Regions from separate parts of the Homo sapiens genome. Here region 2 is linked to region 1. The links are chromatin loops, found by intact Hi-C in ENCODE. Cell type or tissue: PC-9. All regions are shown on one strand. Each heading gives the region's core, and the rest is flanking DNA. Links, peaks and the distances in the headings are about the cores only.

Region 1 (16,971 bases), core at 5,064-13,063:
TTCAAGGACCAAGGTTGCCAGATCTGCCTCATAATCCCTATCTTTGTTCTTCAGGGAACAGGTAGCTGTCTATGGCAAGAAATGCAGCCTGGAGCAGACCCACGCACTGTGTAGGGCAGAGAAACTAGTCACAGCCAGGTATCCTCTTGGCTCAAAGTTCAAAGAATACTACTTTACTTCCCCAATGCCAACACCAGATCAATCCTCCTCTCTCTGAAACCTGGTTGGTGATAAACACAGTCTTAATTTACCATATAGATAGAAAGCACCAGTTCCAACTTGTATTTGACCATAGAAAGTTGCCCTGCTAGAAAAAATTTTAACATCATTCAATTTATGTTCCTTCTAATACAGCCTGTTTCTCTACCAGTGAAAGAAAATTGCCGTGCTGCTTTTCATTTCTTTAATTCATTCATTTGTTGAGAAATTTTAAAAATATAACAAAAAATAGACTAAAACATGTACCTCCCATCAAAAGATAAAACTATTAAAATGTTGTCATATTTGCTTCAAGTTTTTCTTTAAATAAATGAAATAAAACATTACAAATTAAGATAAAATTTCTTTGTCCCAATTCCTAGTCTCTTCATCTCTCCTTTCTTCAAGACCATTTATTTGAACTATATCTATCCAGTCCCTTTTGCATTTTTACATGCATATAAATACATCAAACAGCAGCTGTATTATATTATTTTAGGTATTTTATTTGCATAAATGTCATACTACATGTAGCTTCTGCAATGTGTTTTATTGGTTATCACTGTGTATCTATCTATAGATACAGAGACACACACACACACACACACGAGAGAGAGAGAGAGAAAGAGAGACAGAGAGACAGAGAGAGAGAAAATGAGAGAGGCACAGAGAGACAGAGAAGAGTTCATGTTTTCACTTCTGTATAGTATTTCATTATATGAATATACTTTCTTTTTCTTTTCCCAAATGATGGCGTGTATGCCAGAACATGATGCAACATTGCCCCCAAAATTATCACTCAGATAAAGAAGTACCCATACACTAGACTTCACAAAGACTTTCATATTACAGTGCAATCTTGCATTTACTTTATTTCAAACCACACGACATTGCTGGGGAAGATACATTACCAGAAATAACTTGAAGCAATGTTATCTTTGGAAGAAAAAGGAGGAGGAGGAGGAGGAGGAAGAGAAGGAAGAAGAGGAGGAGGATGAGAGGGGGAGGAGGAGTAGGAGAAGAAGAAGGAGGAGGAAGAGAAAAAGAAGAAGGAGAAGAAAAACAAGAGGAGAGAAAAGAAAGAAGGAAGGAAGGAAATTAATATAGACTAGGTAATCACTTATAAGTAATTGCAAGTGTTGTGTGCCATTATGTATAAACCCTTTAAAGATCACCTTAAAACAATACAGTAATTGGTCAGGTTGTGGAGAGCAAATATATAGCAAGACAAATGAATAAGTCAGCCATCTTAATATTAAGACATGGATCCTTGTAGTTGGGGTAAAATTTCTAGACAAAGTGTTATAGACTGATTTGTAAACTACTGAGTATCACGTGCCCTGGGATACGATTTATATGACTCAGAAAGTGGTTCTTTTTAGATGAGAAACATGATGTCAAAGGCACATGGGAGAAACGTAAGTCAAATCATCATCTAACAGATGCAATCGGAGGAAAAAACACTTCTAAGTTATTATTTTGTACAACATGTAATTTTAAATAGGTATCGCTAACATTTTAAATAAACAGTTGACTTTTCACATCCCTAACAAAGTTCATATATTCAATTTGGCCCCAAACCATTTTTTGATCTTCTCATTTTAAAAAGGAAGGGGAGAGTATTAGCTCAGGCCACTGTAACAAATACCACACACTGGAAGACTTAAACAACAAAAATTTATTTCTCACAATCCTTCTGAAGTTTGGGAAGATCAAAGTGTAGGCATGGCAGGTTTTATTCTGAGGTCTCTTCTTAGCTGGTAGGTGGCCACCATCTCTCTGTGGCCCCTACTTTCTGTGCAGGGGTTGGGTTGGGGAGGGGAAGGAAAGCAAGCTCTATCAGGGTCCGCTGCTATGGTCTCCTTTAACCTTAAGTATTTCCATAAAGGCCCTCTCTCCAAACACTCCCAGTATTAGCAACACTGGGAAGTTAGGGCTTCCTCATACCAATTTTGGGAGAACACAAATATTCAACTCATAGGAGGTGTCACTGTATATTTTTAGTTATCTTATATTTAGGCATATGATAAATTACTTTAAACTTTTCTTTATTATAAATAATGTAGCAACAAACATCCTTGTACTAGTTTGCACATGCAGATGACCACTTTTGTTTGAAAAACAAAAGTTTTTCTGGTGTATATGCCTAGAAGGAGAATTTCACATTTCTTTCTTATTCTGCTAACGTCTTTAGAAATCTGTGCTGCTTCTCAAAGGATTTTTTTGTTTTTCAGGGGTCAAGGAGCCACTGCAAAATAGGCTGAAATCCCAGGTCAGCTCCTCTCAGAAGTCTCTCTAATAGCAGAGCCCTTTGAAGCACACCACTCTGTGCCAGCCGAGATGATCCTCCCTGGCTGGCTCCCTCACCCACCATTTGTGTATTAGGGACTGGGCAGAGTCGCAGTCTCAAAGTGGCATTCACAGGAATGGGTCATGGGTTGGCCCCAAGAGATTCTGCCACTTGCTTTCAGCCCATCTCTGCAGAGCAGCCATCCCTTCTCATTAGTATGGAGTGCAGATCCCAGAACAAGAATCCGTGCGTGGCCTCTGGGCACTCCAGCCAGAGCGCTAGGATTTGGCCATTTCCCGGGTACAGAGAGGCCTCAAGAGGATGGCCCTAGATGAAGGTAAACTCTCCCCTAATTAAGCTAAAGAGTGAAACTAACTCGAGATTTGAGAAACAGTAGAAACCATTAGTAACTCAGAGAAGCCTTGGATCCAGAAGCAGAGCAAAGAGGGAAAACGTGGTTTTGTTCTCCATGTGGTAATTCTGTAAGTTTGTCCCTTGCTAACGTGGAAGCTCAAAAGCTGATGTGTTTGATAAGCTGATGTGTTTGATGTCCCAGTGACTTCATTCAATGCAATGGAAAGTGCATAAACCCACAAAACTAGGTCCCCTCAGAAAAAGCTCCAATCCAAGTTACCTGGAATAACTCGGAACCAACCAACCATTCTGGGTTACAGTCATAGGATTTGAGCAGCAATTCTCCTTCTGGACGGCTGTGGAACAAGGTGGCTGTGAGCCTCAGTTTCCTCCTCTACAAAACAGAAATAATACCTATCTCACGGGTTTACTGTGAGACTAAGTGTCATAGTGCACATCGGACCCCTACCACGGCCTCTGTTACATAGGAAGAGTTTGACGCAAGTTAGCTAATTATATTTTCCTCTCTTCACTTTAAAAGTAACCAGAACCAATCCTAATGCTAATATCAATACTAATATTAATACAAACACTAATGAGATTAGTCACTGAACATTTATTCTATGCCATTGGGCTGTGTTATCTCATTCAACCTTCACAGTCAGGTTGTATTATTTCAATATGTTCACATTACAAATGAGGAAACCAAGACTCAGAAGGTTAAGTGATTTGCCCAACATCAGACAGTGAGTGACAGGCAGAAATAGAACTCAGACTAAATTAGGCCAATCTCACAGCTCCTTTCTTCACCATGATGGATCCCCTTTGCAAAGTTTCTCCTTGCAATTTGCAGGTAAATTGGGGTGAAAGAAATCTCTAGGAGAATCTGATATATGTATACACACACACCCTTGTTCTCCAAGAATGGGACAAAATTTAAAGTCCTTAATGATATCGCCTTTTTAAATTTCTAAATAATATGGAGTTGAGGGTTTTTCTCACCTGAAGTCTTTGGTGGTTGATTCACCTCATCTCTTCACTTCGCCTCTACAGATGCAACAGGGAAAGCCCACTACAAACTTTCTTGTTCTTGGACTTGATTGCACAGTCTCCAAATATGATCAGCAGTTACCATGAGACAGTTTTTGGGTTCTTTTTCTTTTTGGCTTTCTCTCTGTCTTTTAAACCCAGTGCTTCTCTCCTCAGGCAAAAATTAAGTTTTTGTTCAGACTCAGAGGATTCGGTTTACTCTCAATGATCGAAGAACAAGCATGTGAATGTTTTTCAAAAAAACACACATCAACAACTGCGAGAAACCAATAACCATTTATACTGGGGTTTGGAATAAATCTGGGGCTTGCATTTAAAGGTGGATATATCTGACATTCTAAAAACTGACTTGAGGCCAAACAATGAAGGCCAAACTCCGAAAAAAAGCAGACTCTGCAGCAACTGGAAACCTGATCCATTTTCTTTTCTTTCTGGGTCTACTTCTTTCATTCATGTACTTCTAAGCACCCACACTGTGCAAGGGGCTGGGAGTCAAAGCACTAAAGCACAGGCCTTACGAGTAAGTTGCTCACAAGATGGTGCAGCTAGTGCTATGCCGCAGGGAAGCCCAGAGCACCATCATAGCTATAAAAGCCAGTCATTAACTGAGCTCTGCTCTGTGCCAGCCATGATGCTTTTACATGTGTTCTTTTCTTCAATCTTTACAACATGACAAAGTCCTTATTATTACAAACGTAGAAACCAAAACTCAGGTGATGGGACTCATCCAAGGTCACACGTGTGCTAAGTAGCAGAGATGGGATTTAAGTCTAGAGCAACCTGATTTCAGAACCCAACCTCTTAACTACTCTGTAACACTGTCAAGAGAGCATAATGAAGGGACACAAAACCTGTAGTGAAGGGCAATTAGGGAGGTCTTTCCAGAGGAGGTGTCATCGGGGTCTGGAATGTATACACAATGGCCCAGGGGAAAAAGATGGCAAGCTGCTTCCTATATTTGTACATGGAGAGGCTGGAGAGCAAGCTGGGCCAGGCCATGAAGAGCCCAGTATGGCAGGCTAAGATGGGACTTGGTCTGGAAAGTCATGGGAAGCCACTGAGGAATTTCAAGCAGGAAAATTAGATGTCTAGATTTTATTTTTATAATGATCACTCTGGCTTCTCCGTGGGAAGTGTTCTAGAGGATGGAAAAACTAGATCATGGGAGACATGTCAGGCTAATAACAATACCAATGATAAAAACAGCAAGTAGTATTCAGCATTGCAATGACTCCAGAAGGCGTGATCAGAGCCTGAGAGGCTATGTAGAGTGTAATGAGTACATAGCAGTAAAGGCAGGAGCAGGAAAGATGACTTCTGTTTTTTGAAAAATAAGATTTTCTCTTTGGGAGAAGTCTTTACCCATTTATTTGCAGTGCAATTTTTATATAGTAATAGTTCATCAAAAGCCAACTGAGGTATCTTGTTCATTAGTCACTCTTTATACATTAAGTTAACCATTTAATACTGAACAATGTCAAGGATGAAAAAGAATACTCACCAGATGGTGCAGCCAGGGCTACGATAATGAGAGAATTAGATTAGATTTATATGACAAACAATGATGGAATAACATATAAGTTGTTTGCCTTAAAAATAATCTAGATAGGTATTGGTGGGGGAAGGAAATGGCTGTGTCTATAAAAGGGTGGCACCAGCAATCCTTCTGATGAAACTGTTCTATTATCTTCATTATGATGGTGGTTATATAAACCCACACATGATAAAATCATATAAAACTAAATTCACACATATATACATACACATAAATATGCAAATATACACATCAATACATATAAAACTTATGAAATTTGGATAAGGTTGGTGGATTATACCAACATCAATTTCCTGATTGTGATATTATACTAAATTTATGCAAGAGGTTACCAGTCAGGGAACCTGGGTTAAGCATACATAGGATCTCTGTGTATCATTTCTTATAATTGCATATAAATCTACAGTTATCTCAAAATAAAAAGGTTTTAAAAAACAAAATAATCTTACTTATTGCACATGCAGAATTTTTCAAGCAATTTCTTGAAGTTTTTAAAGCCTCTGAAATTCTGAATTTCTATACATTGTCATTATACAAATCCAGAGAGAGACAGCCAGAAAGTTTGTGCTTTGCCCTCAAGGGTAATATTGTATTAAGAGCTTTTACTGTAGAGCAAAACAGTGCAAATCCTGACTCCACTACTTCCAAAACTCTACCACTCACCTTCAGCAAGTTGTTTAACTTCGCTATGCCTCTGATTCCTAGTGAGTAAAATGCAATTTATAATTTTACATACCTCATGGGATTTCATAATAATTAAATGAGTTAATATGGTAACACTTAGAAGAGTGACTAGAACAAAATAAGCACCCCGAAAGTGTTAACTTTATTATCTATAAGGCTGCCACGTATCATTTCCTTCCAATCTCTCCAGCTTCTTCTTGCCCTGTTGTCCCATTACCATCATCTGCTTTAACCATAATTACTCTCATTTCAGAACCTTTGCATATTATGTCCCATCTCCCAGCGACCACCTATCACCTACTCACCCTCATTCAACACGCTAACCCTTCAGCTCCTCCACCCTAATCTCAATGCAAGCATCACTTTCTCAGGAAAGACTTCTTAGACCTCATTGTTAAGGTCAAATGTTCTATTTTTAAGCTCATAGATAGCTCAACACCTCATAGCATTTACCTGAGTTGTAGTTTCAGTATACATCTGGAGAGCTATGTGATTGTCATATGCTGCTCCACTAGATTTTAACCTCTTTGAGATGAAAACTGGATTTGATTTTGCTCTTCGTAGTATCCTCAGTACTTATCACAGTCCTAGGCTCACTATAGATACTCAGTAACTATTTGTTGAATGACTAAATGCTTAAACGAATAAATAAATCTATAATGACGGAAGCTGGCAGACAGGCCCAACTTTATAAAGGAGCTGTTCACCCAACAGAGAGCAGGTTTCTTTTCCTATCATCAGCTCACGAGAGAGAGAGAGCACATACATGCAAAGGGATTTTATATTCCACTGAGAATTTCCATACCTCTCATCTCAAGTTTTTATCACAGTGAAAGGGATTCTAATTCACTTACTTTTTGTAAGGCATACTGGTATACTTGACAAATAAAAGAGCCATAGACAATCAAAATGCCATTCTGCTTTGGGCCGTTTCACTTCATTCTAAACTACACACACACACACACACACACACACACACACACACAGAGAGAGAGAGAGAGAGAGAGAGAGTAAGTCACTCTCACTCACACACAAGAGAGACCAAAAGGGAAAATTAAATTTCCCCAGGTCTTTTCAAAAATCAGATGCATACCTCATCAATGTTTATTCAACTTCCCACTGTGCTGATTCTCAAGGAAGCAAATGATGTTTAATGGGAAAAAAGAGTAACTTAGAAGAATAAAAAATAAAGCTTACTATCAGGCTCTCCTCCATTCCCCAACTATATCCCTAATCTTTCTAGACATTTTACCCAACATCTCCCTCCGTTTTCCCTGCTAGGGCATATTAGCAGTAAGGTCCCACAGTTGGATTAATTGGATCAATGCTGAAGTTTTCATTTGCTACTTGAGTTTAACAAATTAATTTGGCATATAATGAAATATTGTGAAACAGTTTCAGAATGGATATTGCAAATACTGCCTTGTTCAATTACTGTCAAAATGCACATACAAGAAAAATATGAAAATCTGAACATATAATTGCAGACTTAATTACCGCTCTGTGCTAACCAAAGGCAATCATACTGAATTTGTCAAAGCATTTAAACTAGTTCTAAAGTCTTTCTCTAATTCCAAAGAAATGAGAACACATGAGCAAACACTAAACAGACAACTAACTCAGTCTTTCTCATTTTTCTTGGGTTGTTAAGACGGCATGAGAACAATCAGACCAGGATTTTTCAATGGGCCACAATTATGAATCTGTTATTACAACTTCATGGTTTATAAAGTACTTTAATGTACATTATCCCATTTGAATTATCTTGAGAATCGTGATTGTGTGTGAAATTTAACAATACTGTCACTTGTCCTCAGAGAATGACAATTCATTTATTTAAGGAATATTGACTGAGTGCCTACTATGTCTCACACTGTTCCAAGCACTAGGAAACAGCTGTGAACAAGACAATGTTCCTATTCTAATAAGGCTGACATTGTAGTGACAGATACAAACAGTAAACACACACAAACAACAAAAAAAAGCAAAATAATGTTAAGATACAAAATATGTGTCTGCTTTAGATTGGGTGTTCACTAAACGACTCTCTGACGAGATATTTGAGCATAAGCCCTGAAGTCTATGTTAGTATATCTGAGAAATGTCTGATCCCTACCTACTTAGTGCTGTCTTGATTAAACTATTAGCACGTTTTATGTAATAATCAAAATGCCTGAGATGACCATTTATTTCAATCTTCTTCCTGCTCATATTGTGACCAGAGCAAGTGCTTTATACAATGATCTGCTTTACTGAAAGCAGATCATTTGCACTAGAATATTGCTTTATGTCTCAGATAACTTCACATCTATTTTTCCTCTGATTTTCAGAAGAGGGTACTATTATCCCTGTTTTTCAGGTGAGAAAGCCGGGGCTTGCCGCAGATCATACAGCAAGTGAGTAACTCAAAATTCAAGACTACTGACTCCTAGTCCAATGCCCTCTCCAGAATACATTTACAGTAGATAGAGAACGCCATTCAATTTACTCAACAAGTATTAACATAAAATTGTTTCATTCATTGCCAGTTGATAGTGATTGCTCACGGTGAGAAAAATACAACTTTTGACCTTATGATGCTCCCAGTCACATTGGGATCACATTTAAATAATTCATTACAAACTCATGAGAAAAGTATAACACCTTGGAGAATCAGAGGAGGAGTTCCACAGGGGCATTGTTTAACCTGGGCCTTGAAGAATGAGTAGGAGTTTACCAAATAGAAAATAAGTCAAGAGGAGTTAGTCCAAAGGAAATTGGTCAAGTAGAGAGAGACAGGAAGGACGATGATGAGTAAGGAGAGCAGCAACCAGACTCTTGTGGCTGAGATGGAGAAGAAAGAATAAGGAGGGAGAGACAGGCCAAGACTCTGGTAACGAACGCAGGAACCGGTTGGCAATGGTACCAAACAGTAGGCTAAGAAATCAGGACTTTTTCTTGTCTGAAGTAGAGGTCACTGAAGCATTGAGAGCTAGTGAACAACAACACAATCACTAACTTAGAAAAAGCCTTCTGGAGGTAAAAATTGAGTGGAAGCTAGTCGTGGGTGGGGGCAGGAGAGCAGCTGTAATAGTCATAATTGCCCAAGGAGAAGCACAGACATCCTGAACTAGAACCATGCCATGTAAGTAGGCCGCTAATACTCCATCTTGAGTGGAGAAAAAATGGGAAGAGGAGAGAGCAAATATGTAGAAAGTCTTAGCTTTTTCAAAGTCCTCTCCAGGTCCTGGTATAGTTCAAAAGTTCTTTCATTTTGGTTTTGTTTTTTAATTGGAAGTAAATTCTTTGAAAGAAAAGTGAAGCCTTGGGCTTTAATTCTGCTGTTGTTTGAAAGTCTATATATATATATATTCAACCCCTGAGAGGGCTCTTTGATCTATCTCACTATATGGATGCTAGTCATTTGTTGCATGCCTCCATGGCAATAATACAATACATGCAGCCCGTGTGCATTGTCTGATCTTGTGTATATTGAGGAAGTGGGGGAAGGACACCTCTTGATTCCCCCCTTGAGTTGTTATGCTGTGTCTCTGGCCTTGACTGTTCTGACACAGACTAAAAAATCTTGTCCATTTCATTACTTTCTCTCCCCTAAAAGAGACTGTTTTGACAAGTGAGAGGTAATTGTTGTTTACTTCTGGCTAGTGTCAAAAGCTGTGTTTTGCTGGACACATGTGGCTGAGGCACTTCCTCCAAAGGGTGAAAGTTAAGAACTCTAACCTTGATAATTGAAGAAAAGGCTGGAAAACTGTTTGGCAAGTGGCCATCGTCTCACCCTTCACTGAAAGTATGATTCACCTCACAGGACTCCTCGCTCAGCTTAGGCCAGGAGAACAGGAAAGACAAGGAATCTGGAAGGCCCATTGCTCGTTAAAATGTGCAGCCTCTGCAGACTGTGCATCGGCAAGGCCATTTCCCCAGGCTCTGCAAGGCCTCTCTGCTGGGTTTGAATGTACAGATTCCTTGCTCTCATGCAGAGAAGGATCATCAGGACCTAGATCCACAAACATTTTATCTAGGCATAGAATAAGTGTAAATACCTGCCCCAACCTGCTAACCAATATCTACTGTCCTGTTTCTACCATTAAATCATTTATACTATTAAGAAAAATAGCTAATCCACAAAGAACCTTGATTCAAATCCTAGCTCTGTCACTTGCTAGCCATGTAGACTTGAGAAAGTTATTTCGTGTCTTTAAGTTGGTTTGCTCCTAAGTAAAATGGTGATACTAATAGAAACTATCACACAGGAGTGTTGTAGAAATTAGATGACAAAATATATGCAAAGCAGTATAATGTCTGGCTTGTAGTAACAGCTCAATAAATGTCCGTTGGCATGATTATCATTATCATCGTCATCATCATTTTCCTTCTCTGTCTTGCCTTACGTCTCTAATGCGGTGGTTAAAAGCATGAGTTTTGAAGTGAGAAGGACAAGTATTCTAATCCCACCCAGACCATTCATTAGGTGTGTGATTAACTCTTCTTCATCACCAAATAGAGATATGAATAACAATACTTACTCATAGGGCTTGGAAAAGTATTAAATAAGATCATCGATGTAAGACTCTTTTTTCTTTTTTTCTCCCCAGTTTTATTGGGTACAATTGACACAAAAATTGTACATATTTAGAGTGTACAATGTGATCCTTTAGTAAACATATACGTTGTAGAATGACTATATCAAGCTCATTAACAAATCAATTACCTCACATCCTTATCATTTTCTGTGATGAGAACATTTACAATCTGCTCTTAGTGACTGTCAAGTATACAAAAACTTAACTATAGTGACCTTGTTGTACAATAGATCTGCAGAATGTATTCCTCCTGTCTAACTGAAACTTTCTACCATTTAACCAATCTCTTCCCATTCCCCATCCTGCCCCCAGCCCCTGGTAACCACTATTCTACTCTCTGCTTCTACAAGTTTGAATTTTTTTAGATTCCACATACAAGTGAGATCGTGTAGTATTTGTCTTTCTGTGCCTGGCTCATTTCACTAAGCATAATTTCCTCTGGGTTAATCCATATTGTTGCAAATGACAGGATTTTCTTCTGTTTATAGACTGAAGAGTATTCCATTGTGTATATATGACATTTTCTTTATCCATTCACCTGTCGATGCACACTTGGGTTGATTACATATCTTGGCTACTTTGAATAATGGTGCATTAAACATAGAATTGCAGATGTCTCTTCAACATACTGATTTCATTTCTTCTGAATAAACACCCAGAAATGGGATTTCTAGGTCATATGGTAATTCTATATTTAATTGTTTGAGAGACCTCCATGCTGGTTTTCATAACAGCTGTACTGTTAGAATGGCTCTTAGAATGGGTCTTGACCACATGGTTCACACTAAATATATGTTATTACTATTATCCTTATCACCACTATTTCCAACAACACCCCAACTTAAGTGCCAATACACCAGTGACATGTATAAAATGTGGGAATGGGACAATGTAAAAGGCATCACTCCTATTTTCCTCTGTTCCTAATGACTTGGGGAGATCTGGGGCTGATGGGGAGTTCTATTTCTCAGTCCCGATGCTAGCACCAAAACAGTATAGACAGAAGGAGACTTTATACCGTACATTTAGGTTCAATATCTTGAACTCAAATGAAAGAACCCCACATAATAATTGGGATAGCATGAAAGAAAATATCAAAGTTATTGTTGCTGTTTTCTCTAGTATTCTGAATACTAAAAATCAAGGTGGAATAACTCTCTTTGAGCAGACCAAAAATAGACACTTTACTGGGTATTACATGCTTTGCTCAATGTTTTGTGTGCATTATCTCATTTATTCCTCACCATAGCTCTAAGAGTAACACACAATTGTTAGTCCCATGTGTGACTGGAGCTTACAGGGATTAGTGACTTATCTAAGTTTTCCCAGTTGCAGGAAGCAGAGCCAGCATATATATTTCCCTCTTAAATACTGTATTCCCTCTTTTTGATATGTTTGTTCAAGTTACATATTATCAATAACATAGTGACAGATTCAGTCAGTCATGCCTCCTGAAATTCTGTAGTTAGGATTCCAAATATTTGTATATTGGACAGTATCTGAGCAGCCTATTGCTAGTCAAAGCAAGAATTCAGGTGACCAACTGATTGGATGTTTCTCTTTTCATTTACATGTCTTAGATGCACAAAAATCTTTCAGATTGCCTTGTAGAGGCTGTCAGCTGGTAAACTTATCAGCCACAGAAGTATCAGTGATAGAAGTTGAAATTGGTGGATTATATGACTGAGGAGATTCTATATTAGATAGGAATTTGGACTCCAATTTTTATTTCCCTTCTAATAGATAAAAGTCTTTATTGTAGTAAAAGGAAATGGCAAATTTCATGGTCATGAACAAAGTTATATAGTTAGAAAACAAGTGGTCCCTATTTAGGTCCTTTGACCCATCCACAATTACTCTCAGGTGATAAGACTTCACTAAACAAGCTTACACTCAAGACAGGAACAGGCAAGCATTTTTTATATTGTGTTCTACGGTGCACAAGTATCTTTTCTTCAACAGTGTTTCTTGAGTGTTATTGTGTTTCTTGAGAAACACAGGAAATGTGTATTTTATGATAATTTAAAAAACTAAGTAAAAAATATTTTAACAGTCTTAACTATTTCACTTTGCTGAGCCTTTTACCTTTTAATAGGTATTGCAAATGTCTAAAAAGGGGCTACAGCATGCACCATTTACACAAATTATTTGATCACAGAACTTTCCAACAGAGCATACTTTGAGAAAAAACTGGTGCAACTAAAAAGTGCATGGGCTGTGGAGTAAGGCAGACTGAACCTGGCTCCCTCCTCACCAGTAAACTACTAAGCCTGAGTCCCTTTTTCCTCATTCACAAAATGACAAGTAATTAACTCAGTCAACCTACCTAAATTAAACAACGTAATAAATGCAATTTATCTGGCTTATCATGGTAGTTGCCTATTAAATGTTGGTTTCTTTTTTTTCTGTGCTCACAGTGTTGGGAAAACCAAGCTGATACGTATCACAGAAATGGTTGAACATCTAACAACCTATAATTTCACATATAGAGAAAGTCTCTGCTGGGTGACAAAATACTTCCAGACTGTAACTAGAGCCAGCTCATTGTATGAGGTGGCTTTAAATGACTTTCTCCCTATAGCAAATGTCATTTCAACAGTATTTTGCTATTTCGCTGATCTAAGACTAACATTTGATATTCTTCTAAGATCTTATTTGTCTGACAGAGCCCTTGACATTAGATTTCTTTTCTAGGCAGAATTTAACAAGTTCATCTCTGCCATTCCACAGAATTATAGACCTTGCATAGGCTTAGGACTCCCAGGAGCCATATTTGTAATACAGACATATGTGCCTTTTCCCCCTATGTATCTCCTTTAGATGCAATTGATTAAATCATACTTAAACTTGTTAAAAATTACACTTTGCTCCTCATTTAAATGGCTCTCTATGCACTGTTTCATCTTTTTCATTTCCACCTTATAATTTCAGAGAATTTTTGGAGATTATGTCCTTAGACTCCCACAAAATAGATATTTTTATCACTATTATACTGTAGCCCAGCGAGTTTAAGTGATTTTCTTAGAATCACACAGCTAATTAAGAACACAGTGAGACTTGAGCCCACTTCTTCCTGGCCTAGTCCATTTCCCAGCAGTCAGAATTCAATTCAATTCAATATTTATTTACTATATTATATATTAGGCACATAACAGTAGGTTTTATTGCTCTCACCAAGATAAGGAGTATTTTTTATTATTATTATATTTCAAAAGGCAAGTTTCCTGAAGTCATTTGCAAAGTCCTATACTCACAATTGCTTACTTTCAAGGAAAATGAGTCCTCTAGGGCATGAGAAGAAGTGGGATGGAAGGAACAATGAGGCACGTGTATAATTTCATAGCTGCCTATGTTCTGCAGATCCCGTTTTGGCTCCAACTTTCAGAGAAAAGAAGATCTTGCTCTAAAGATGAGCCAATCATCCTCATCCATTCATCATGTCCATATCCAAGTGTTTTAAGTCATTTATTCTAGAACAATAGTTTATTTCTCTTTTTCACTTCTTCCTTTAGTTCTGACATGTCACATACTAGAATCAAAGAATGGGCAAAGTAATGTTCACATCCATATGTCTGTATGGTATTTAAAGGTTGATATTTAAATGATTTGACATTTCCATTACAACCAATTCCTCTGAAACCAATTTTAGGGGATAAAATGGCAGAGCAGCCCCTTGCCTTACATCTAATCAAGGTTAGTTAGAAGTGCAATGAAAAAAATACTACAAAGTTTGTGTTGGACTTGTTTCCACGGTGTACATCTCATTGACCAAAACAAAGCTCTTTAAAAATGAAGACAGTAAAAAAGACCTGTGGTTCTCTCCATTACTCTGTTAAGGGAGGCTGAGGGATGGCTTCACAAAAAGAAATGGGTTTGAAAATTGCTGATGCATGCTTTATCACTGCAATTTCCACAAGGTTATAAAAGTCATGGTTGGATAAAATCTTGAAAGTGCCAAAGCAATGATCTAAGAAATGAATGCAGATAAGCCTTCTCCATTTTAAATTACGAGCAGTAGAACTAGAATAGAAATGATATCACTGCTGAAGAATCTAAAATTAAGTATGTGATTTTGCTCATTTGTATACAACGGGAAGTAAATCATTTCACGGACTTTGTACAACGAGTTCAAAATGCAGCTGCCAAGAACTCTCAACCTTGCACTACTGGGTAAAAGTCTGTATTTCTCCATGATCTTGCAAAATGTTCTAAGGCACTCTTTTATTTATTTCCTATGTGGAGGGAAAGCTGGAGTTCGTGTTTTGCATCTTTAAAAGACAAGGGAAGAGAGGAAAAGATACAATGTCCCTCCCTCGGAGTCCATAGGGGCCAGGATACTTCCATGTAGTTCAAGGCAGTTAACTTAGTCCTGGCCCCTTAGAGGCTGTAATGAAATATTGGTTTTAAGGCCCATGTGAAAATAAGGACATAGTATTTTTTCAAGGCCTAATAAAGTGACTCAAAGAGTGAATAAAAGAAAATTTGTTATACTTTGTATGTCTTTTTCAGGTCCTTTTGGTGTATATTTCATAAGGGTGTAGGTGCATGGAGGGGTCCTGAGCACATTCACAGGAAGTCTAAATTAAACAGAAGAAAGTAGAAGTTACAAGAACTTTGTTGTGGAAGAGAGAATTTTAAAAATTTTAAGTTTTTAATTTTTAAAAAATTATTAAATAAGCAAGTATTATCTACATACTAGAAAACTGATAAAACAAAGAGAAGTTTAAAAATTTTAAATCAACTAGAATCCCGTCTTGTAAAAGAACGTTTTCTATGCATAGTTTTTACTTACCAAAAGGGCATACATATGATTTTGTAAACTGCATGTTTCACTCAATAATATATTTTGATCCTAGGGGAATAGAGAGGCATAAATGTGGAAACACAAAGGACCCCAAGTACCTTGTGGGAGAAGAAATGAAGAAAGGGAACCAAAAAATATGGGCTGTATAGACTAGTAGGTGATAAAATGGAAAAACAAAGAACATACTGATTTCCTTTCCTTTAGATATATGCCCAGTAATGGGATTGCTGGTTATATGGTAGTTCTATTTTTGATATTTTCGGGAACCTCCACGATGTCTTCCATAACTATACTAGTTTACAATCCCACTAAACAGTATGTAAGTTTCCCCTTTTATCCACATCCTCAGCAACACTTGTTTTCTTCTGTCTTTTTGATAGTAGCCATTCCAACAGGAACTAGGTAGTATCTTGTGGTTCTGACTTACATTTCCCTGATGATTAGTGATATTGAGCATCTTTTTCCATATTATTTGTCATTTGTGTTGTCTTGTTTTGAGGAAATTCTATTAAAATCTTTTGCCTGTTTTTTTAATTGGGCTATTTGTTTTTTGTTTTGTTTTGTTTTACTGTTGAGTTGTTTAAGTTCATTATATATTCATTCTAGAGATCAACCCCTAGTTAGATGTATAGTTTGCAAATATTTTCTCCCATTCTGCAAGTTGTCTCTTAATTCTGTTAATAGTTTTCTTTGCTGTGCAAAACCTTTTTAGTTTGATGTAATCCCATTTGCCTATTTTTTCTTAGTTGTCTATGTTTTTGAAGTCTTATTTTTAAAATCCTTCCCCAGCCCAATACCACAGAGCATTTCCCCTATGTTTTCTTCCAGGAATTTTATAGTTTCCAGTTTTACATGTAAGTTTTTAATACATTTTGATTTGATTTTTGTATATGGTGAGATGTAACCATCTAGTCTCAATTTTCTGCATGTGGATATCCAATTTTCCCAGCACCATTTATTAAAAAGACTGTCTTTTCCTCAATGTGTGTTCTTGGCATCTCTATCAAAAATCAGTTGCATATAAGTGAGTGAATTTATTTCTGGGCTCTCTGTTCTGTTTCATTGTCCACTATGTCCTTATGTCCTTTTTTATGCCAGTACCATACTGTTCTGGTTACTATAGCTTTGCAGTATATTCTAAAGTCAATTCGTGTAATGCCTCCAGATTTGTTCTTTTTGCCCAGGATTGCTTTGCATACTTGGGGTCCTTTGTGTTTCCACATAAATTTTATGATTTTAAAAAAATCTCTGTGAAGAATATTCTCTAAATTTTAATAGGGATTGCATTAAATACATAGATTGTTGAGTAGTATGAATTAAAATTGTAATTCCTAAGTCACACCAGCTGCATTTCAAGCACTCAATGGCCACATGTGGCAAGTGGCTATGGCAGATTATAGAAGGTTTCCATCATCACAGAAGGTTCTATTAGACAGCACTAGCTTTAAGCATTCTG
Region 2 (16,971 bases), core at 5,194-13,193, 58 kb before region 1:
TTTTTAATCTTTTTTAAGTTTCAAAAGGATGTCTCCTAATCATTTTTTAACTCAAAGCATCCTATTTGAAGTTTTTTTTTTTTTTTTTAGTGTCTTTAGTTTTAATTGATATGGTCCTGTCTAATCCTTTTACAATAGTTTACCATGTGATGGGAGAAGTTCTCCACTTTCATTTTTAATTAATTTTATAGAATTCTATATCTTTTGCATAGTTTTCAGTTTAACTTTGTAATTAATTTGCATTGAGCAAGTAGTCACATTAACTATACCTAATCATATTATGACCATTGTGTTCCCCTATGCAACTTCATAACGGGAAGGACTCTGATATGGGTCCTGGACAAATGAAAATCACTGTCTACTGGTGACCCATTCTGGGCATGAAACTGTCATAGAGACAATAGCAAACAGAATGCAGCCAGAAGCCTACAGGGGCCTGAAGGTATTGCCAGCATTAAGGCTCTACATCTTAGCAGTAAAGATCCCACAGAGACCAAAGATAAACCAAAAGAAAACAGAGTCCAGTTAAGAGAACACTACTGCCACATGGCAGTAACTTAATATGTATGGAAGTCCAGTGATGACGTAATACTCTAAGCCTGATTCAGAGATAAAAGTTACCAAAGCTTTTATACACATTAATATTACAACAGCTTCCCAAATTCTAACTTGTTCTGATCAACAGGACAACATACATTACAAGAGGATTATGGGTAGAATTCTACCTTTTTGAGGGGCTTTACTTTAGGCTCTGTGGTCCAAAGAGGGCAAAGTCAAGTACCCCAATGACCTCCAAAGGCCTGTGTCACATATTAAAGATATTAAATCCACAGGTCTCATATATCAGATAGGAAACCATGCCCCTTCTGTACGTCTTCTAAAACACATGCTGAATTAAAGAGGTTCTTTAATTACCCCAAGCATGATGCTTCCAGATAGAGTTGAGAAAAGCCTAAGAGCTAATGCAGCAATCGAGCATCCCTTATGCAAATGTATAGTTATTTAAGGCCCTGGCTCACTGAGGAAATAATATTAGAATAAGGGAAAGGTGGAACAACTATATACCTCTCTTAGTGCCAATTTTGTTATGACAATAGAAAGTTAATTATTGATATTAGGACTCTGATACCACAAGATTAGGCCTTGACAAGCTTAATGTTTAAATATTTCTCAACACCAGGAAACAGAAATATATGCCTAAGAAAAAGGCAAGAAGTCTGTCTTCAAATATCTGCAGGTTTATCCTGTAGGAGGGAATTTGAATGAAACTCATTTCTCATAGGGGATAGTTAGCAAATGGTTCTTAATACTGTGTATTCACCTTCTACAGACCTTTTAATATGTCATCTCTTTAAGACAGAGATATATGGATGTATTTGGACATGTGAAAGATGTATGGAATATATTTTTAGATGTTACTTATCTGTTTTTCTCATTTATTTTATTAAACACTGCCAATTGATGTATCAAATTGGCAATTGGTTGGCATCTTCTTTGAGGTAATTAAAGCCTCTCTATGAATCAGCATGTGTATTAGAAGAGGTACAGAAGGTATGGTTTCCTATCTGATATATGAAATCCATGGATTTAATATTTTTAATATTTGACATAGGCCAACAGGGGGGACTGGGGTACCTGACTTTGCCCTCTGGACCAAAGAGCCTAAAGTAAAGTCCCTCAAAAATGTAAAATTCTGCCCAAAATCCTCTTGTAATGTATGTTGTCCTATTGATCAGAACGGGTTAGAATTGGGAAAGCTATTGTAATAATAGTATATATAAATATGTCACTGTATGTGCTTCTCAGAATTAATGCCTTCCACCTGTTCCCCCATAGTACTTTTCATGGCCTCCTAGAGTCCTGGTCTCAGTCTACTTTATATTGAAATTAATAGTGTAGTTTTCCACCTTCTGATATTAGATGGCTAGCAGCATGCACATCAGAATCAGCAAAGAAGCTGCTTAAACCACAGATACTCAGGCCCCACCCATCAAAGATTCTGATTTAGTTAGTCCAGACTAGAGACAAATTTTTATGTGTGTGCTCATTAGAGAGTAATCAGTCACTATATCCAAAAGTCAATAATGATACAAATAAGGTATTCAAATTAAATGCGTAAGAGTTGAGAACCAGGCAATGAATTCCATTGTGTGATATTATCCTAATAAACCCAGATCTTTCTCTCTGGTCATAGTCATGGTGAAGATGAGCAGTAGGAAGATACAGTAATTGAAAGCATTAACTCAGGAATTAAGCTGCCTGGGTTAACTCCGACTCTACCCTTACTACTGATGTGACCCCGGGGCAAGCTACTTAACTTTTCCATGTCTCCATTTCTTCATTGGTAAAATAACCGTCCTAATCGTGACTACCTCATAGACTTGTTGGAAGAACTCTATGAGTTAATGATAGATCTAAAGTGGATAGAACAGTGCCAAACAGTGAGTGAGTGCTGTGCTAGTTAGTATAATAGTAAATATTGTCCGAGAAAACTTTTGTTAGTGGCTGAATTAAATTTTAGCATTCAAAAGCTCCACAGGTGATTCTAACACAAAACTAGATCCCAGAGCCAGAGATGCAGGCAAACCCAGGCAGCCTTGAAGGTTTCAAACTTTTCCTTTTCCAAAGTAAGATATATTCCCCTCCATTATTATGATAGCATTTATAAATAAGATTTCTGACAATCTGACCATCATGAATTCAGCTTTAGTGACATCTATAATTATCCTTTGGAAATTTTCCCTGAGCTGAGACGTGTCAGAATGTGTGTGAGCAGATTCTGCCTCAGAGATTTTTCTTTCTGCTGCTGTTCCAAATAAGTTAGTCATTAAAGACATGGAAGAAAAAAAAAGTCCTTGGAAGCTGAACAGTTTAACAGTTGGCAATGATTAATAAAATGAATGAGAAAAACAGATAAGAACATCTAAAAAGATACTCTCCATAGGAAATTCACTTTACTATAGAAACCAAAAGTATGAATACAAACATAAGCATACCAATTTGGCAAGATTAATATCTTGATACAAATGATAATAATTAATACCATTTTTCATTATGAGTAATAAAAGGTCTTGAAAAACAGGTGGCTTTGTGACAATTTAAATGAACAATTATGCATTTAGTTTACTACTTGGAAATAGTGATCAAACTAACATGAATTTAAATTATGTGCTGGTAATTAAAGTCAAATTAGAATATATATTACATGATATATAATGTATGTTTTTGTATGTCTATCTATTTACCTACATATCATATATCTATCTATAACTATGTAAAATGCTTGGACAAGGCAATAGATAAATAGTTTATCCACTAAGTAAGAATGTAAAATTTCCATTTTATTTTGATATTGGCTGGTAATTAAACCACTGAGTAGAAAATCCAAGAACACATTGTCCCTTGACAAGCTGGGACAAACATTTTGGTAACAAACAGATATAGGGCTTTTTCCAGGAAATGATAGTTTTCTGTCTAAGCAGGCCACTAAAATAATGAAGTCCAATACTTATTTCAGGGCCGCCCAGGCCTTCTTAACCCCAACCCACTCCCATTTAGCAAGCCACACTCAACCTAGAACAAGCATTTATGCCTCTACCATTACAACCTCACACCTACCACCCACCCTGAATTCACCTGTCCATAAAAATGAAAAATTAATCTAGTACCAAATCTAAAGAAATATATGTTACCAGCACTAGATCAACATTCTCATTAGTCTCAACCAGGGTCACTAGTAAATTTGAAAGGTCTCCAATGACCCTTTGATGATATTATAATGCCCACGAGCATCTCCCAGGAGTATCTTCCCAGAAGTTTGTAAAACCCAGGAAGACCCTTTCCACATTAAAACATACTTCACAGTCCTTCTGGTTCAGTCCACTATCCCAGTGGTTATCATGACAATCCATAACTTATAAAAATCTGGAGAATCACTGTTATAACCAAGAGTATTTGTCCTTAGGGACAGAACACAACTCTAGCCCACCAGCACTGGAAGCCTCCATCTGCATCATGGAATTCCCAGTGCTCTGGCACCTGATACACCACACAGAGTTTTCTGGGCCCTTCACAAGTCCAGTCATAAAACGACAACACTGAAGGATTTCATAGTGGCTCTCCAGGAAATAGGGATATGACAAACCATTCCAAGTCTACATATATGCTAATCCTAAAAAAAAGAATGAAAGGATTCTAGACCTAAAGTATATTTCATATTTTTAAAATAAAATGTAGGTCCATTTTACATTTTATGTTACATTAGCTAATATATATTTAGTATCTACCACGTATCAGAGACCGTGCAAAGTACTTTACATACATTTTATCATTTAGTCCTCAAGAAGGAAACAGAAGTTACCCTGCTGGTAGATAAGTCTGATGACAAAGCACTGTTTCTTAAGGGGAATTCCTAGCAATTCATGGCCTTAATTGTGAGCATCTCATCCTGAGCCATTTCTATTCTCAATCATTCTACCGCCTGACTTTACAGATTTTTTTTTTTTTGGCTTACAGGTGGTATCAAACTAGCAGATATATTTCAACTGTCATGCCATATATGCTTTTTTATTTTTAAGTTATTTATTTTCAAGTTTATTTTAAAGTTAATTTATTTACTTTGTTTCATTTTGTTTTGTTTTTTATATATATATTTTTTTATTATACTTTAAGTTCTAGGGCACATGTGCACAATGTGCAGGTTTGTTATATATGTATACATGTGCCATGTTGGTGTGCTGCAGTCATTAACTCGTCATTTACATTAGGTATATCTCCTAATGCTATCCCTCCCCGCTCTCCCAACCCCACAACAGGCCCCAGTGTGTGATGTTCCCCTTCCTGTGTCCAAGTGTTCTCATTGTTCAATTCCCACCTATGAGTGAGAACATGTGGTGTTTGGTTTTTTGTCCTGGCGATAGTTTGCTGAGAATGGTGGTTTCCAGCTTCATCCATGTCCCTACAAAGGACATGAACTCATCACTTTTTATGGCTGCATAGTATTCCATGGTATATATGTGCCACATTTTCTTAATCCAGTCTGTCATTGTTGGACATTTGGCTTGGTTCCAAGTCTTTGCTATTGTGAATAGTGCCTCAATAAACATACGTGTGCATGTGTCTTTATAGCAGCATGATTTATAATCCTTTGGGTATATACCCAGTAATTGGATGGCTGGGTCAAATGGTATTTCTAGTTCTAGATCCTTGAGGAATCGCCACACTGTTTTCCACAATGGTTGATCTAATTTACAGTCCCACCTATAGTGTAAAAGTGTTTCCTATTTCTCCACATCCTCTACAGCACCTGCTGTTTCCTGACTTTTTAATGATCGCCATTCTAACTGGTGTGAGATGGCATCTCACTGTGGTTTTGATTTGCATTTCTCTGATGGCCAGTGATGATGAGCATTTTTTCATGTGTCTGTTGGCTGCATAAATATCTTCTTTTGAGAAGTGGCTGTTCATATCCTTTGCCCACTTGATGGGGTTGTTTGTTTGTTTCTTGTAAATTTGTTTGAGTTCTTTGTAGATTCTGGATATTAGCCCTTTGTCAGATGAGTAGATTGCAAAAATTTTCTCCCATTCTGTAGGTTGCCTGCTCACTCTGATGGTAGTTTCTTTTGCTGTGCAGAAGCTCTTTAGTTTAATTAGATCCCATTTGTCAATTTTGGCTTTTGTTGTCATTGCTTCTGGTGTTTTAGACATGAAGTCCTTATTTTATTTTTAAGTTAATTTATTTTTAGTTGCAGACTTCTAAATCTTGGGACAGTTTTACCTACAGAAGTGTATGTCCACCTTCTTTTAGAAAAGTAAGGTGTGGCAGCAATTGGCTGGGACTAAGTAGCAGCCCCTCTCTTCAAATGAAAAACAAGCTTTCAAGTTCACCATTAACATTATCTCCTTCGCCCCTTAGACTTTTGCATTTTAGGTGCCCTGATTCAATATAACATTTTGTTATCTTAAAATACTATCTAGATATAGTCAGCTAATCTCCACAATCTACTAACCAATATATCATAATTTTGTATACTAGTAGTAAATCCTGAGCCATGTCTTTGCAGGTGCAACAATTTGAGGCGTGTCAAAAGTAAAAAACAGAAGGGTCCTTTACCTATGGATAAAATGTTTGTTTCTACCATCAGATCTTCTGATTGAGGCATGTTTCACAAAGGAGTGGCCTTAGGAATAATATCACCTTATATGAAAGAATAATGTAACTGCTCCCTTACTCAGAGTTCATAAGCCTTTTTAAGGTTAACAGATGCCATGATCCAGATGGAAACTTCCATTAAGCTTGATGACTCTATCCACACAATCTATTCCAAAGCAAAAAGGCAGCGACACCGAACTGATAGATGGAAGCAATGACCAGCTGTAAGATTACTTGTGATGGGTAGGAATCTTGATAGTTAACTTCATCTGACAAGTAGTCAATTTCTTGAGATTCAGTGCTGTGTTTTTCTCTTTAGGGACTGCAACCTCTGGCTCGATCAAAGAAGCTAATTACTGATAAACTCTGTTATAGGGAATTAGAACTGACAGCTTAATTCTGTACTTAGTTCTGACATCTTTGGTATTGAGAAATTTCACAATGTCCCATCAGTAAATCTGCAAGACATCAGCTGAGGTGTCCCAAATAATTCCCCTAAGTGTTTCACATGTAGGAATCTATCCTACAGATATATTCACATATATATTATGTCATTTATTGTGGAATTATTTGTGAATGAAAATAATGAAAACCTGCTAAATGTCTATTAATCACCCGAAGGGGAAAAGTTAAGTAAACTATAACACATCCAATCTATTACTAAACGTAAATCACACGAAGGGTGGGACAGTTGTCTGTTTTCTTGATGATCCCCAGAGATTGGCTGACTTTTCGTCTAAAGGGCCAGATAGTAAATATTTTAGGATCTCTGTCTTAACTACTTGACTCTCCTTCTGTAGCAAAAAAGAAGCCATAGACAATATATAAACAAGAGAGCATGGCTGTGGTCCAATAAGACTTTCTCTACAAAAACATGTGACAGGCTAGATTTGACTCAGGGCTGTAGTTTTTCAAACTCATGCTAACAGGAATCATAAAACATCTACATTGCACCCATCGACAAATATCTTCAGGCCCATCTACTAAGTAATCGTAGCTAACATTTACCGAATACTTACTCTGTAACCTGCTAAGCCTGTCAGACACTAGTTAGGTAATTTTTATAACAAAATGATGATGAGATGGGTTATTACTATTTTCATTTTCCACATGAGGAAATGAGACATAAAGAGTTGCATAACTGCCCTTGCTTATGGAGCTGGGAAATGATAGAGCAGGGATACACCACCTCATTAAATCTACAGCCCATCTGTTATAAGCTGGGTCATGTGAAGATGCAGCCCTAAATCACTTAGCATGATATGAATGACAGTCAAATTATGAATAATTTCTCTTGCTTTACAGATAGGGAGACAGAAATACAAATGGAATTGCAAGATCTGCACAAGTCAGTTTTGAGTGACTAATAGACCCTCTCCTCTTGATCCTGCTGCATTTCATTTTCACAACATCTTCCAATGAAGTATCTGCCACTGTCAAGTCAAAACAGCAGCTTGGAAAATTGCTTCTTGAGGGCATGTCTTTGTCTTCATTTAAACAGTCCCAAATCCTCACACCTTCTATGGCTGCTTGACAGTCACCCTCACCTAATCCTAACCCCGGAGGTATATTTGTAGTTCTTCTAGGGACACAATGACAATTACATTGTAGGGAGCAGTGATCATTAATCTATTAATCAAGGCTGCCAGCTCAGACTTACATGCCTTAGTAATAAGTGGATAAAACACCTTAGAATTAACTGCTTAACAAAGTTGAGTTTGATAAGAAGCCAAATTGACAGGCTCCTCCCCCAACATCCAGGCTAACTTTTCACCAGCTATATGGAGGAAGCTATAAAAATCTCTCTCATAGATAACTGCCCATTAGCTGTACATTCAGAACAACTTCAGAGAGCTTCTCCTTACTGCTGCACTGCTATTTTCTTACAAACCTCCCACTCACAATAAACCATAACTGCCTTCAACTTCTGGAAATTAGCTGGCAGTCAAAACCAGATATTTCTTATACCAAAAGGGGAATAAATTGAGAAGTTCTCAGAGAAGCAATCAAGAGAATTTTAGAATCAACTCCTTTGTCCTTTGGCCTACTTCCCTGACTCCTTGTGGGTTCTAGGTACATAAAATACTCAGTTGTCATAACTACTATTCTAATATAATTTATTAATAATGATAATATGGGTACCATAATTCCTCAATTCTAACACACACATTTTTTTTTTTACATTCTACTTCTCATGTTTCACATTTCTCAAACCAGTATGCCTCTTGCCTATCGGTGTATATATTGAATATAGTGTGACTGCTTCTTCCTTTTTCCCTGAAAAACTTAATGATGCATATTAAATTTGTGGCATTTTAAGGTTAAGGAAATACGTTAAAAACTGACATATGTAATACAATTCTGTGATTGCAATCAACATAATCCAACTTAGGCCATCCAAAAAGAGAAATCACTGGAGAATGATTCCCATAGAATTGCTGGGAGAGCTGGAGGAGCCAGCTCCACAATGGGACAACAAAGAAGGTAAAGGAACTGCTTCCCAGTCTCATGAAGGAGCTGATGTGGAATCAAAGGATCAATTCATTTGAGTCATCATTGTTTAGTCTTTCTTTGTCATTCTGCTGAGGATTCAGTTCCAGAAGAAAGAGCCCATCTGATTGGCTTAGATCCAGTGTTTGCCCTGTGACTATGCCAGAGGGTGAGGAGGGGTGTGGAGGGAGAAGCTTGCAATGGCCTCCAGAACATTTTTGACGACTGTAGTAGGAAGGCAGAAAGACCCTGATTCACAGCCCCTCCAAGATCACACATAACAGAAGATAAGCAATTCTTCAAAAGAAAATTATGGTATGATTAAGAAAGAAGAGGTTATGCTGGGTGGCTAGAGCTTGTCCAGGACTTGAATGCTGAGACCACTTTCTTACCACCTACAGTCTCTGGTTAGATGCTCTCCACAGCCCCATAGGACAAGAATGATAAGCACTATTATCTTCATTTTTCACAAGAGGAAACACAGCCCCAGATAGGTTAAGTGACCTAGTTTATCAGTTGGTATGTGACAGAGCAGGACTGAAACCCAGCCTTCTGACTCACAGTTTATACTAATTACATTAAAGATGAATACAGGAGGAGAAAGCTTTCCCATTATAATCCTAAGGCCTAGAAGAAAAATAAATCTTTATCCACAAATTAGCTTGAGGAATAGCCCCCAGCCCTTTATGCCTACTACCTTAGGGTCACAGCAGAAAATTGTCTGGAGGTAGAAACAAGTTCCCCTAGTTATGTGATCTTCAGCAGAAAATGTAACTCCTCTAGACTCAGTTTCCTCAGTGGTGAAATGGTACAGAACAATTTCCTTGTCTTCCTGCTAGATTTACAGAGGAGACACGATATAAGAACCCAGGTGTAAATCCCTCAAAAACACTCAAGGATCTTTAGTTATAAGCCTGAATCATCATTCTCTGGTCTGATAAGTATAGAGTCACAATTCTGTGGGCCACAACCTAGATTTTCATTAAACTATTATTTTCTAGAACACAGTTTCTTTGGAATCTGACCTACCTTTTTTTAAGGAACCTAGGATAACACATATAAACTCATTCGCACAAAAAGAAACATTTTCATTCACAGCAACCAACTATCTGTGCTAAATTGTGAAATTTAAATTTCTTTTACTGTGTGTACCTTAAGTACACTAAAATATACCATGAGTATAACATGGACTTGGTATTCATGGGAGGTCAAGTGTTTGAAGAAATTAATCAATTTTGAGTGAAGAAGGCTTCCATCTTTTTCAAAGAATGCTTTGCAACAACTTACCACGGTAAAGAACATGGGTTTTGGATCCACGCCAGATGTTAACACAGGCTCTTGATGACTGTTTGATGTTGAGCAAATCACATACATTTTCCAGTCTTTATTTCCCCATTTATAAGCTGGGAATTAAAATGCATATTTTACAACATTATTGCAAGGCTTATAGCTAATACATATAAAATAGCTAGGATTTAGTAAACACATAGGATTCCAAAGCAGTAGTTATCATCATCATCATCTTATTATTATACGGATGATGTCATTAATCCTCACAATATTAAGAGATGCTTACTGTTTTCACAGATGTGTAGAGTGAATCTTAGAGAGAATTTAAATCACTTATTAAGGTTAGAGCAACACTGTTAACACCAAATTATGCTATTATTATTACTATTACTCTTGCATTTTACTATCTTTATTATTATATATCTTCAAAGACAGTGCAGAGTAAAATTTGGAGGGCACATGACACAGCAGCCATCTCTGTGAATGGCATTCAGTGCCACGGGAAAGGAACAGGATCTTAAATTAAGAGGAACTAGTTCTGAATTTAGGTCAAAATCTTCCAAGTCATGTGACCTTAAGTCTTCAGATGAGCCTTAATTTTCTTATCTGTAAAATAAGTTTCATAACAATCACCCCTTGGGATGGCTTCAAAGATCGAATATAAAAATATATACAACAACAGTTTACATAGTGTAAAATATTCAGTGAGCATACTTATGTTAATTTTGCTGATGCTATTGCAATTACCAGGAGCTAAGTTACAGTTAAATCTGTGGAAGCCGCCTTAGTTAGTAACAGATGCAAGAACAGTGAAGAAAAGTGTTTTTGGCTCCACTAAAGGAAAAACCAATATCAACTTCAACCCAATGTTGATAGCAAAGAAAAGTACTCAATCCAGAGTGTTACGCCCACATGGGCAGGATGTGATTCCAATACCTGTGAGAATACTAATAAGTAACAACAATAAATGGCTGAATAAATCTATCTCCCAAGATCAGAGGATCCAGAAAGAACAATGTAGAATGTAGACGTGATCAGTTTTGTATTATTTTATTAAAACATTCGTTACATGCAACTCCTTACAGTGTTCTCATGGCCTCAACATTACCACCAATTATCTCTTGCCATAATCATTTTATAAAACTAGAAAAGACAAAGAGAACTCTCCCAGGCACTGATCCCTGAAACTGAATCTTCTTTTCCATGGAAATATTATTACATAGAAATCTGGGGATTAAGGGAGATTTATCAGGCCTTGGTTAGCCATGATGACAGTCATTTGGCAGCCCTGCAAATCATTGAAGAGTTCTGTGTTAGCACTCATACCTTCAGAACCCATGCTCTGGAGTGGCAGGCAATTACTCACACCTGTTTGGCCTGGTCCAATTATCCTCCTAAGCAGTCCTGATCATAATTGCTACATTGGCTGATAGAACCCAACAAATGGGTTCAAGTCACAGCTGGCCCCTCAAGACAGATTTCCTGATTATATAGTTATTCGGGGGGTCAGTGTGAATGTTACACTTCTTTCTAAAGAAGTAAGTTGGGATGTGCATGCTACAGATTGTAGTAGTAACTTAGTAAAAAGTACAATCATCTTGTACTCTATCTGTGGCAGGATCATTGACAAAAAAATAGTCTAGTGGTGATAATCAATAGATTAACTCATTTATTCCTCATGGGGTACACTGGACTGAGATGGGCAGGATTTAGTGTATAAAAGGAGATATCACCATGCATATTAAATGAACTATTTACTAAGCCAATAGGTCTGTTATTTATGGAAACTAAAATAAAGTTCTTCTGAAAATTATGAAAGACTATTCTCTGGGTTCCTCCACATAGGACAAGACACACAGATAAGTAGAATCACCAGATGATAAGACACATGAGGACAGGGTATGTGCATGTTATTCCATCTCAAATGCTTAGTAGAGTGGCTGGCATATTGCAGGCACTTTACGAACACTTGTTGAATGAATGAAGGAATGAATGAATGAACTTAATAAAAGTAAGTTAGCTAGCCAGAATTAGAGGCCAACATTCAAGTGATCTAACATTCCTTGAAATAGAAACTCTTCCCAGTTGCTTTATTTGGTTTTAATATTTTATCCAAGTATAAACTATGTGGGAATGTTACCAGGGCCCAGAAAATATTGTGGGCATGATAAGACTTCCACTTAGCTTATGAAACTGAAAAAATAAGCAGCCTAAACATCCACTGTGATCTGAGCTTCTCTTTCAGTCCCCTTTCCAAATCTCAATTTCAGGTGGCTATTTCTATTTTGCAAGATCTCATTCTCAAACGCAGTTCTTACTACATGAATGCATTGTACCAACCATTTTTGCAAGGAAATACAAAATTTAAAATAAATGTCAAAACTCACAGCACAGGCTAATGTAAAAAAAGTTGACCAAGATGTTTTAAGAGTTTGTATAAAATATGTAAGAATAGAGTTTAGGAACAAGATTTATTTCTTGTTTGAAAAGAATAGTATTAGCCCAGCTTTTCCAGCTTAAGTTAATATTGGTCAGCTAATCTCTCATTAGACAGAGTTCACATGCTATAATTAAATTTAATAAATAGTCTCTATGATCTATAGTATTTACCTGTGACTAATAAAATTCTGTTCATACGTTAATAGGTGAATAATATTTATAAAATATTTTCCCATGTGAAATGTTTATAATCATTAAAAATAATTATTTGTTGTCAGGTGGACTAAAGTAGATAAATAATATTTAAATGCTAATGGTCTAAGTCTCAAAGCCAGTCCATGTTCTCACTCTATCCTGCAATGCTTATGGATTGTTTTCCTAAGCAACCAAGTAATTCTAAAACTTAACTGTGCATGTGATTCTCTAAAGCATCTGGTTAAAATATAAATTAAGGACTCTACCAAAAAGACTCCAATTTAGTATCTCTGAACAAAAGGAGCCCAGGAATTTTCATTTCAAATAATCATCCCAAGTGATTCTGATGCACTGGGGGTAAGGTCTAGATGTGGATTTATTTTTGAACTGCCCATTTATTCTAGTCACAATTTTGGGAGACAATCAATTCTAAAGTTCTCCAAAATTATAGTTAGAAAAATATGCAGAAAATTATGTGACATGCGTAAAGTAGAAGAAGATAAATTTGAAAGAATTAATTGTTCCAGGCCAGGAGTGGTGGCTCACGCCTGTAATTCCAGCACTTTGGGAGGCCAAGGCTGGTGGATCACCTAAGTCCAGGAGTTCAAGACCAGCCTGGCCAACAGGGTGAAACTCTATCTCTACTAAACATACAAAAATTAGCTAGGTGTGGTGGCATGCACCTATAATCCTAGCTACTTGGGAGGCTGAGGCAGGAGAATCGCCTGAACCCCGGAGGTGGAGGTTACAGTGAGCCGAGATTGCGCCACTGCACTCCAGCCTGGGCAACAAGAGTGAAAAGAAAAAACTCCATCTTAAAAAAATAAAAATTTATTAATTGTTCCTTCTCAAAGAGTATGAGACTTGCAATTTTAAAAAAGAATGAAACACCTTTCACATGCATAGATCTTGCTTCTATTTTTATTTATAAATTCTCCTTTTTATGTGGTGTTGGGCAGGAGTATTCTGTCCCCAAAAGCGCACAGAGGAATGAGAAAAACAATCAGGAAAATAATTGACACAATATAACACATAAGGCAGAACACAGTGCCTGATAAATCATATATTTGTAATAAACATTGAATAAAATGAGCAAATGCCTTAATTCGTTAATAATTAATAGTAGCTCATAGAAAAAACATATTTTTCAGGCATTAGAATTTGTATTCAATGATGTTTTTCTATAATATAATTCTGGAGCCCATTCTGTAAACTGTTTCAGTTGACAATAATCTTATTGAAGATTTATCCAGTAATCTTTTCATGGCAAGTGGTAGAAACTCCAGATCTACCTCCAACTCAAAGAGGCTTTATCCGAATAAGAGAGAGAGAGGATACAGAGATTTATAAAACTGGAAAGACCAAGATTGGATCTTTGCACTTCAGGTACAGCTGGATCCAGGAGCACAAAAGGCTTTTTCTCAAAGCTCTGCTTCTCCCATCTCACTGCTCTACATTTCTCTGTGTTTGCTCATTCTCAAGCAAGGTCTCTCCTCATAGAGACAAGATGGCGGCCATCCACTGCAGTCCACATCCTATCCTATCCTATGAATAATTTTACCAACAGAAAGAATAGTATATACTTATATCCCAATAGCTCAAGAAAAATTCCCCAAATGAGCTCTGTTTGGCCCTGATTCATATGATTTATGCAACAGGCCCATCAGTGAACCAATCGCTATGGCCAAGAATGCATGCATAGGCCTAAGACACACCTCTCCCTGGACTTGGAGCATGGCTAGCCACACCTGGACAACATTGACTTAAAATGGAGGAATGAATCACAGTTCCCAAAGAAAACTGAAAGTGCTATCACCAGAAGGTAAAATCTACTATATAAAATTCTACTATAAATACTGTCAAATGGAAGCCCTACAAAATGAACCAAGAGAAATTAGCTTTAAATAAAATTTTATGTGAGTGCAAGTATATGCATTGTGGCATTCCTGGGTCAGTGGCATGTATAAATACCTTTTTAGTCAAAAGAATAAAAAGAATAAGAAAGAGAAGGAGGAGGAGAAAGGGAAGGAAAAGAGGAGGAAGAGGAATAGGAGGGAAAGGGGGAAGTGGGGAGGAAGAGAAATTTGAGATGTTAAGGTGAGAACAGTCAGTTTGGGCTATTTCTTACCACTCCTACATTAAGATAGGCTAGTGGTTCACTGAATTTTAGGGCTAGAAGAACCTTAAAGACCACTTTGTCTAATTAAATGGGTTACAAATAAATAAATAAATTTCAAGATTTGGTTCCTTTCTACTTGTTCATTTCCATCTCTCACCACTCGAGCCCTTGTTCTACTGTCTAGGCCCTGTATTGTCCAGGGTAGTAGCCATTTGACTTTGGACACTTGGATGTGGCTAGTTCAAATAGAGCTGTGCTCACGTGAAAAACACACAGAACTTCAAAGACTTAGTATGAAAAAAATAATATAGGTCAGGTGCAGTGGCTCACACCTGTAATCCCAGCACTTTGGGAGGCAGAAGCGGGCAGATCATGAGGCCAGGAGTTCAATACCAGCCTGGCCAACATGGTGAAACCCCGTCTCTACTAAAAGTACAAAAGATTAGCCGGGCATGGTGGTGCGCACCTGTAATCCCAGCTACTGGGGGATCCTCCTGAGGCAGGAGAATCGCTTGAACCAAGGAGGCAGAGGTTGCAGTGAGCCAAGATCACGCCATTACTCTCCAGCCTGGGCAACAGAGCAAGACCCCGTCTCCAAAAAATAAAGAAAAAGAAAAAAAATATAAAGTGTCTTCTTAATATTTTATACTGATTACACATTGAAATGATAGTTTCTGGGACATTTGTGGCTGAATAAAACATATTATTGAAATTAATTTTATCTGCCTCCTCTTACTTTTTTAATGTGACTGCTATAAAGTTTAGAATTATAAATGTTATGTTTACTTGTATGACTCACATTTGTAGCTCATGTTAGGTTTTATTCGATAACTATTTTACCCACGCTGTCTTTTGGTGGCTGGAACATGTGTAACTGTGGGACCAGCCCAAACTGGATCTACTCTGTTGATAACAAAATATCAGGTTGCCTTTTAGCCATAACAGAGCCAAAAACTGCAAGTTGTATAGCCTGGGCATGTGCAATAGAAAAAGCTTTGACCTCTAACAATACCCAGAAGTCACAATTCTTCCCCTCTGCCTTCAGAATCAAGAAGATTGAGACTTGACCAGAACCTGAACATCAGAACTCTTTAAGAAGTAAGGACTCCATTGGCCAGGAAGATCCAAGGCTAAAATCTGCCTCAACATACTTTACTGTAAATGCTCAAATCTGAAGCCCTCCAATCAGACCCTGCCAAACCAACGTTCCTAAATCCTTTCCCTTGCTCTCTGATCCCTTAAAACTTGCCCCAGATCCCAAATCAGAGAGACAGATTTGAGCCTGCTTCTGTCTCTTTGCTGAAAGAAAGCTTTCTTTTCTCAAAAGTTGGTGCCATAGTTATTGGCTTCTGTGTGCATCAGGCAGCGAGCCCATTTGCTTGACAACACACACCATACTCTTTCTAATTTCCTGGCCATTGCACACGTTGTTTCCATGGCCTGGAACACTCCTACCTCCTGTTCATCCTGCAGAGCCCAGCATACATCACTCATCAGGAAGACAGTCCCTGAACTTACGGCCCCTGTGTATGTGTGCTCACAGCTTCCTGTCATCACATTCCTCACATTGTGTTATTACCATTCACTTAATTGTCTGCCTTAAGTACCCTGAGTTCAGACACAGTGTTTTCTTGTTCATTACTGCATCCTGAGCACTGCGCCTGGTGCACAGTAAGTGCTCAGTAAATATGTATTGGACTAATGTTGAATAATTATGGTTAAGTTAATCTCTCATAGTTCCCCAGAAACTCAGGTCTTTTGCCTTCCAGAAACAGAAATTTTGTCCTGTATTCAAATTTCTGGTCTTCCAATTTTCTGAAACTTATGATCCTTTCCTTAGCCACTACATGGCAAGAATGGTTCATTGTCATTTTCTTCCTCATAGATGACAAAAAAGGGGGGTAAGATAACCCCAGAGAACTGAAAGAGGATCCTTTGAAAAATCCACAGGAGCATGTTTCATAGCTAATGGATATCTACAATCAAAAGACTTGTGATTTAAGTATCAAGATAAACAACTATCACAACATTTAAAACACTCACTATATTTCCTTTCCAGCTTTTTAACTATAAAATCAATGGCATGTTAATGACTCAAGCATTAGCTTGCTCACTAGGAATTCCAGAACTTCTATTTTTGAAGCATAAATTCCTAAGTTGCTCAATTTACCCAGTTTGTCAGAACAATTGCCATTAGTAAATATAAATATTTAATGAAAATGAAAACTGTCATAAGCCGCTTCTCTTAAGCATCTAATGACTTACTGGAAGAAATAAAAAATATTAG

Evidence for each region. Hi-C counts contacts between places; a loop is a spot of excess contacts. Peaks named below come from ENCODE experiments on the same cell type or tissue, not always from the same donor. Only the 100,000 strongest peaks of a DNase experiment are listed, where the experiment ranks them.
Region 2: it touches region 1 in a loop (5-fold over the local background); 3 of 110 quality-filtered maps call a loop at or near these places.

What each region holds. Positions count from the first base shown.
Region 1 is chr5:145,521,611-145,538,581 of GRCh38, forward strand. It overlaps a transcript of PRELID2 not described here. Among named protein-coding and RNA genes, the nearest start is that of PRELID2, 310 kb to the right of the region's middle. In PC-9, for the core only: no CTCF peak of the experiment used is centred there; a DNase peak (open chromatin) is centred at 9,891; H3K27ac peaks cover 2,143 bases.
Region 2 is chr5:145,463,272-145,480,242 of GRCh38, forward strand. It overlaps LOC105378211 (a long non-coding RNA gene), which reads left to right. Exons shown (of 3, transcript XR_007058983.1): 2 at 15,730-15,782; 3 at 16,570-16,654. It also overlaps a transcript of PRELID2 not described here. Among named protein-coding and RNA genes, the nearest start is that of PRELID2, 360 kb to the right of the region's middle. RefSeq lists enhancers at 8,412-8,960, 16,099-16,599. In PC-9, for the core only: no CTCF peak of the experiment used is centred there; DNase peaks (open chromatin) are centred at 8,730 and 9,150; H3K27ac peaks cover 790 bases.